2 separate regions of the Homo sapiens genome follow, and region 2 is linked to region 1. The links are chromatin loops, found by intact Hi-C in ENCODE. Cell type or tissue: ovary. All regions are shown on one strand.

Region 1 (4,000 bases):
ACTAAAAATACAAAAATTAGCTGGGCATAGTGATACATGCCTGTAATCCCAGCTCCTTGGGAGGGTGAGGCAGAGAATTGCTTGAACCTGGGAGGCGGAGGCTGCAGTGAGCCAAGATCGCAGCACTGCACTCCACACTGGGTGACAGAGCGAGACTCCACCTCAAAAAAAAAAAAAAAAAAAAGAATGTCCTATCCATAAATTCTTGAAATGACAAAATAAGTTCGCCTGCTTGATGATATATATTTTTATTTTTGTTAATTTTGTCTTTTGTTTGTTTCTTTAAAGGCGGCAAAGAAGTTTGTTTCTGGCCAGAAGTCAATGGCAGCAAGTGGAAATTTGGGACATACACCTTTTGTTGATGAGTTGTAATACTGATGCACACATTACAGGAGAGAGCTGAACGTTCTCTCAGCCCAGAGCAGCAAACACATGAAAGTCAGAAGTCTCTAATATATCATTTGTCTTTTTTCCAGTGAGGTAAAATAAGGCATAAATGCAGGTAATTATTCCCAGCTGACCTAAAGTCAATAAAACATTCTGTTTAAGTGTTTTTCTTACGTTTTTCTCAATGAGTTAATCAACAAGTATTTATTATGTGCTGATATCTTTGTTTTAGATGCTTTAAAGGAGACAGGAATATAATTATTGAGTATAGAAGCATCAGAAACTATTAAAATTAAGGCTAAGTGGCTATCGGGGTAAATAGTGCCAGATTACTATTGGTGGCGTTTAAGATGAAAGCAAGTTCAAAATTTGTCATTTTGGGTGTCAACAGCTAAATGGTCTGGTTTTTACCCCTGTTTTGCCTTTTTTGCAATAAAATTATTTCCAAAAAACATACATTTCCTATCAATCATATCCTATATTCCCATTCATTCATTTTTTTATGTCTGATTTATCTTCATTGACAGAGTTTTGTTTTTCTCTCATCTCCTGTCTCTCCCTTATCTGTTACTATCCTGTCTCTTCCAAATAATTAACTCTCAATTCAACATTTACAGTAAAAGAAGGGCTAAAAAGGGGAAAAAAAAAGAATTCTAATGTGAATAACTAGCCAAAGAATTATGTCTCTTAGTTATTTTAATTATAGTACTTGAAGTTTACCAAAAAAAAGAGAGAAACTAAATATTTAAAGAAAAATGTAGTGTTTACATAAAGTGACATTCTCTACTATGTTCAGACATTCTGATATTGGATTTCTCTACGGCATTTTCTAAAAGAAAGAAATTCTTCTCAAAAAGGAGGGTCTTATTCTGAAAATAAGATTTGTGAGGCCTGCAAGAACCCAAGGAAGTCTTTAGATAATCCTGTTGAAGAACATCTCTAAAGGCTTTATAACGCAGTCATAAGAGAAGAGAATTGGTGAGTCTACAGACAGTCCTTGATAAGTACAGCAAACTTGTGCCTGGTGAGGCACAAAACTTGGGTGTCTGCAAGATAAATGCTCATATGACCACAGATTTGCTAACCAACCTTTGATACCAGTTGGGCTTTACCCTCTTCAACTTGGGCACAATCTTCCAGCCAAAATGCATCTGAGGTAGAGGAGGTAGAGGAGGAAGAGCTTTCATTGTCTTGCTTCACCATTATCCAGTATGGAGAAGGGGCCCTCACTTCTTTCTTGTCGTCTCTGTGAATCATCACGTCACAATTAATGTCTTTTCCTACACTAATAGTATGGTTCTTCTTCTTATATCCATGCCAGTCTCTGGAGATGGATATTGGTCTCCTTGCAGGGTGATGCACAGTTGACCACGGATATCTATAATATTGAAGTCTTTTATCTAAATCTACATTTTCATTATCATCACTGCTTGTGAAAGATTCATCTTTTGCCAGCTCAATTTTCTTTGGTGTGCTGAAATGAAAAGAATAGTGAATAAAATAGATTCTTCATGTCTAAACATTTATGGTCCCCTAACAAGATGCCTTATAACTTGCTTTGACTCATAAAAGATACAATTTAGCTTTAGCATTACCTTTCTGTGTCATTGAAATGTTTCTCTTTTTTAAATCGTCTTGAAATCTTTTTCCATTTCTAAATGGAAATCAAATTCTGCCTTAAATTACTTCACCATACCTTAAAAAGTTTTGCACAGACTTATACTAGACTACTGACCAGAATATTAGGAGGTGTTAAAGGGTAGGTTAATTTCACTGCAGCTAAAGTGACGGATTCAACCTGGCCATCTCCTGAGAACTCTATTCTTGTGGCTCACGTGGCATTAACACAACATTACTGATTTCCAGAGGAGTCAGGAAGTCAGGAAATAGTGGGCCTTAAGGATCTTCAACATCCTAGTCATTAGTAAGTCTTAGAGTCTTTTTTTTAGAGAGGGTCTTGCTCTGTCACCCTTGCTGGAGTGCAGTGGTACAATCATAGCTCACTGCAACCTTGAATTCCTGGGCTCAAGTGACCCTCTGGCCTCTGCTTCCAAAGTAGTTGAGACTACAGGTGTGTATGCTGTATGCCACCGCACCTGGCTAATTTTTATTTATTTTTATTTATTTATTTATTTTTAAAACAGGATCTCCCTATGTTGCCCATGCCTGTCTCAAACTCCTGGCCTCAAGCAATCTTTACTTTGGCCTCCAAAGTGCTAGGATTACAGGCATGAGCCACTGTGCCCAGCCAGGTTTTTGTTGTTGTTGTTGTTGTTGTTTTTAACTTTCTCCAATTATTGACTTTCTTGATTGTTGAAACTAGGTGGTGCTTGCCTGCTAGCACCTCCAGGTCTCTGAACTTTCCTAATGCCTACAGTACCTGTGCTTGCTTTAACTTTCCAGAATGAATGCTCTGTCACCTGCTTTCCCTCATCCTGGTGCTATTGCCCAGCAGAACCAAAACTAGATCTTTGTGATTACAAATCTCTGGTACATTCTGCCCTGCTAAAAGGAAATAGGTTTCTTCCCTGCCAACCTGTTAAGACTTCTGGTGTTATCACTAATAACCTTGGCAGTCTGCCTGTTGTATTTGCTTCCAATAATTTGAATGGCTTTTCCAAAAGTTTATCTCTTCCAGTAATAAACAGTTGATAATGAGTAATTTTTACTGAGAGCCACTAGTCTTAAATACTGATTTTCTTTGTCTGATTTGCCTTCAGACACACCTAGGTCTTCCTGAACAGCACATGAATTTTTTTTTTAAATCCAAGTATTAGTAACTTTTTTTTTTCAGACTGCAGGGGGAATCCTTGGCAACTCTGATGGTTAGGTAACCATAAAGGACAGGTAAATTGTCATTAGGTAATAAAGCCACAACCCTGCAGAGGTCAGGATTGGCTAGAAACAAACTTTCTATACCACTTGGCCTACCCAGAGCGTTACATGGAGAATTTCTCCAGTGTGTATACCCAGTGCCATTTTCTCCTGGAAAAGTTTATACTAGCTTTGTGAAAGCATCTTTTTCCTTCTTCTTTCCCTGCCGCGTTATACATAAGTTACTAAAATGCCTCAGATATGGGTACTTTGCCTAATTAAGAAAGGGAATCAGCAGGTGCTTGGTATTGTTTGTGGGTTTTCGCCTCTTACTTAAGTTGTACTGTTCTATCTTTTCTTTGCTTTTGAATGGTCAGTCTACCATCCTTAGAATTTAATATTCTGGATCTCAAAACTCCTCCATGTAATGAAAATGCTTAGAACATAGTTGTTATGTAATCACATGAGCCCAGGCTTTTAGAGTCGTGCCCTCCAGTGTAGGAGTCGCTGAGTAGGATTTGATTGTGAGTTGTGATCGTGCTACTACACTCCAGCCTGAGTGACAGAGTGAGACCCTGTCTCAAAAATAAGACTTTTAAAATTAAAAATTAAAAACAAGTGAACCACTGACCACATGAAAGTCCTAGGGCAATTTTAGCAAAACAAGACAGACTCAGTCCCTGCCTTGATGGAGTTCACATTCTCCCAGGGAAACACAGTGAACAACTGATTACACAGATTATTTCATTAAAATTGGGATAAATGTGAAGGAGCGAGCTGTGAGAGCATATGTCAGGTG
Region 2 (4,000 bases), 160 kb after region 1:
GCTCACATACCAGTACACACCCAAACACCATCTAATATTTTAAAACAATGTCATGGTACTATTTAATCCAATCACTTAACTTTAAGGATAAGGAAATTCAAGCCCAGGAGGTTATAACCGCTTGTGCAACTCATCACAGACAAAGCCAGAGCTGAAATCTCGATCTCCCAAAGCCCAAACCACTGACCAGGTCTGTCCTTGGACAATCGACCCCTCCCACAGCACCACAAAAGCCGTCTCTCAGTGGGGTGACATCCAATCAATGATCAGGCAGGCAACAGGTGTCACAAGACTTTATACTTGATAGATAGAGTGAGGGAAACCACCCAGGAGGAGGGACCCCTCACTCCCTCCCTGCCTCTTCCCCACCTGTCTCGGAGCAGGGAGCCGCCGACTGTTTGGCACCGTTTTGGAGAGCAAAGTATGCATATTGCTGGACACGTCAGGGTCCATGGGCCCCTACCTGCAGCAGGTGAAGACAGAGCTGGTTTTGCTGATTTGGGAACAGCTGCGGAAGTGCTGTGACAGGTAGGAGGCGAGGGCTGATCAGGAAGATCAAAGGGGCAGTTCCTGGGGCTTCCCTGGCCAAGCACGCCCCCTCTTCTCAGTGCCAACAGGCCTGGAGTTTCTGAGATGCTCTTCTGAGTAACGCGTTTGAGTAGGAAAGAGCACTGTATTCTGCTCTGCTGTGAAGGAAATCAGTTTTTAGAGGCCGGGTATGGTGGCTCATACCTGTAATCCCAGCAATTTTGGGGGCCAAGGCAGGAGGATCACTTGAGCTCAGGAATTCAAGACCAGTCTCAGCAACAAAGTGTCATCCCATCTCTTCAAAACATTTAAAAATTAGCTGGGTATGGTGGTGTGCACCTGTAGCCCCAACTACTTGGGAGGCTGAGAAGGGAGGATCACTTGAGCCCAGGAGGTTGAGGCTGCAGTGAGCTATGATTGCACCAGTGCACTCCTGCCTGGGCAACAGAGTAAGACCCTGTCTCAAAAAAAAAAGGAACGCAATTTTTAAAAATTAATTTCAGGCCTAGGGACAATTGCAAGCACAGCAAAGGAACTACCATGTGGCCTTGAAGTATGGCTTTCAGCTGAACTTGATTTGTTTTAAATTATTTAATGATTTAATTTTTTTAATTTTTGTGAACTTGATTTTTGAGTGGAGGAAGTTGTTTATTTTCCCCATCCAGAAGGGTTGACCCGAAGGGGACCCCAGGGGACTCTCATCGTAGACTAGGCCTCGTTCTTGCCTTAATCAGAGTATACATTTATTGAGCACTTTCTGTGCACCAGATGCTTTACACGCATCATTTCATCAACTCTCACAATGAGCCCGTGAGGTGTTGCTGTTATCGGCCCCCATTTTTCAGAAAAGGAAGCCAGGACTTCAAGAGGTTAAGACACTTGCTGAAGATCGGGTAACCAGTCACTGGCTGAGATAGGATTGTTTGGGTTGTTTGTTTGCTTGTTTGTTTTGAGACGGGGTCTCACTCTGTCTCCCAGGCTGGAGTGCAGTGGTGTGATCATAGCTCGCTGCAGCCTCAACGTCCTGGGCTCAAGTGATCTCCCACCTCAGCCTCCCAAGTAGCTTGGACTACAGGCGCACACCACCATGCCTGGCTAATTTTTTAAAAATCTTTTTCGTAGAGATGGGGGTCTCACTATGTTGCCCAGGCTGGTCTTGAACTCCTGGCCTCAAGCAATCCTCCCAGCTTGGCCTTCCAAAGTACTGGGATTACAGGCACAGGCCACTGTGTCTGGCTTGGGCTGGGATTTAAATCTATTTCTGTCTGCATTCAAATTGTCAGTGTGTACCCTCTCATTCTCAAGAGGCCCCACAGCCCTCTCCCTGAGGGGCCACAGGGCTCGTTGTAGGGGTCTTCAGTGACGAGCAAGAATAGTCCTCATGAGGGTAACTTATCTGAATTCAATCTAGACAGGCCTGTTCTAACCAATCTCTTTCTCCCCTTCTCTGCCCCTCACCTCCTCTTTTCCTCCTCCCCAGTTTTAACCTGCTCAGCTTTGCAGAGAGCTTTCAGTCATGGCAGGACACGCTGGTGGAGACCACAGATGCAGCGTGTCATGAGGCTATGCAATGGGTGACCCACCTGCAAGCTCAGGGCAGCACCTCCATCTTGCAAGCATTGCTGGCAAGTCCCACCACGGAGCCCGACCTTGACGCAAAACAAATACCATCATCCCCTATGCTGATGCTGCACGATGCTTTAGGATTTACAAAGGGCGCTTTATAATTTACAAAGCACTACATCATTTCATCTTCCCAACACCCGAGTGAGAAAAGGATTCTCAATGTTCTCACATTATAGATGAAGACACAGGCTGGGTGCGGTGGCTCACACCTGTAATCCCAGCACTTTGGGAGGGCAAGGCAGGTGGATCACCTGAGGTCAGGAGTTCAAGACCATCCTGACCAACATGGTGAAACCCCGTCTCTACTAAATACAAAAGATTAGCCGGGCGTGGTGGCACATGCCTGTAATCCCAACTACTTGGGAGGATGAAGCAGGAGAATTGCTTGAACCTGGGAGGCAGAGGTTGCAGTGAGCCGAGATTGCACCATTGCACTCCAGCCTGGGCAACAAGAACGAAACTCCATCTCAAAAAAATAAAAATTAAAAAAAATAGATGAAGACACAGAGGCTCAGAGAGGTTAAGTGACTTGCTTGGGATTAACCAGCTAGGCAGTGAACCATGCTATTTCTCCTAAACCTCAGCAGCTTCCTTAGTCTGTCTGAGGCTGAAAGAGAATCTCAGTCTTTTTGAACAGGTCAGTGGCATCCAATCAGATGCATTTTGGCAGAGGCGGCAGCAGGCACTACCTTTAGGCATTTGGTTCTTGTGTTCTGGGTGAGCCTCTCCCCTGAGCCTGACAGCCTTCCTGCGTTCTTTCAGAAAGCTTTCAGTTTCCATGATCTGGAAGGATTGTACCTCCTGACCGACGGAAAGCCAGACACAAGCTGCAGCCTTGTCCTAAATGAAGTCCAAAAACTCAGGGAGAAAAGAGATGTGAAAGTGCACACCATTTCCTTGAACTGCTCAGACAGGTGCGCAATATGGAGTCTGACTGAGTTTTATTCTTTTTCCACAGCCACACATCTCAGCAGGGAGATCCAAGCCCCTCACCTAATCTAGCTGCTCACTTAGACACGGGTTTCTCCTGGGCCCTAATCCTGTAAATCAGAAATTAGGAGAAGCGGCCGGGCATGCTGGCTCACGCCTGTAATCCCAGCATTTTGGGAGGTTGAGGCAGGTGGATCACTTGAGGTCAGGAGTTCAAGACCAGTCTGGCCAACATGGTGAAACCCTGTCTCTACTAAAAATACAAAAATTAGACAGGTGTGGTGGTAGGCGCCTGTAATCCCAGCTACTCAGGAGACTGAGACGTGAGAATCACTTGATCCAGGGAGGCAGAGGTTGCAGTCAGCGGAGGTTGCACCATGGCACTCTAGCCTGGGCAACAGAGTGAGACTGTCAAAAAAAAAAAAAAAGAAAGAAAAGAAAGAAGTTAGGAGAAGCATTGTTTTTCTAGACGGCCCAAGCCGGTGTCACACCACAGGGTGAAAACCCCTCTCTTTACCCAGATATTTCCCTCTGACTTCCTCCAGCCTGGAAACACATTTGCAAGGGATTCACACAGTCATTTTACAGTCTCCCTCCTACTCTTCCCTGGGATCACATTTGTGAATATTTAGGGGACATTTAGGGGAAAAGCCAGAGAGAAAAATATTAATGTAGCATTGTCATGGTTATTTTTTTTTATAAACGATCACTATAGACCATGTGCTATGACCGGGCACAATGGCTCATGCCTATAATCCCAGTGCTTTGGGAGACTGAGGTGGGAGGATCACTTGAGGCCAGGAGTTCGAGACCAGCCTGGATATCATAGCAAGATTCCATCTCTACAAAACAAAATAAAAATGTGAAAAAGAACACATGTCAGATAAGACATACTCAGCTCCTTCAAAAAAAAAAA

The links. Peaks named below come from ENCODE experiments on the same cell type or tissue, not always from the same donor. Only the 100,000 strongest peaks of a DNase experiment are listed, where the experiment ranks them.
Region 2: a loop joins it to region 1, with 31 times the contacts of the local background. A loop is called at or near these places in 1 of 110 quality-filtered maps.

Annotation. Positions count from the first base shown.
Region 1 is chr16:21,982,800-21,986,799 of GRCh38, forward strand. UQCRC2 (ubiquinol-cytochrome c reductase core protein 2) reads left to right here. Exons shown (of 14, transcript NM_003366.4): 14 at 289-861. The coding sequence ends at 372. PDZD9 (PDZ domain containing 9) reads right to left here. Exons shown (of 4, transcript NM_001363519.1): 4 at 1,066-1,861. The coding sequence ends at 1,468. Among named protein-coding and RNA genes, the nearest start is that of PDZD9, 16 kb to the right of the region's middle. In ovary, no CTCF peak of the experiment used is centred here; no DNase peak of the experiment used is centred here.
Region 2 is chr16:22,147,779-22,151,778 of GRCh38, forward strand. It overlaps VWA3A (von Willebrand factor A domain containing 3A), which reads left to right. Exons shown (of 34, transcript NM_173615.5): 28 at 384-528; 29 at 2,009-2,153; 30 at 2,917-3,068. Among named protein-coding and RNA genes, the nearest start is that of SDR42E2, 13 kb to the right of the region's middle. In ovary, no CTCF peak of the experiment used is centred here; a DNase peak (open chromatin) is centred at 2,149.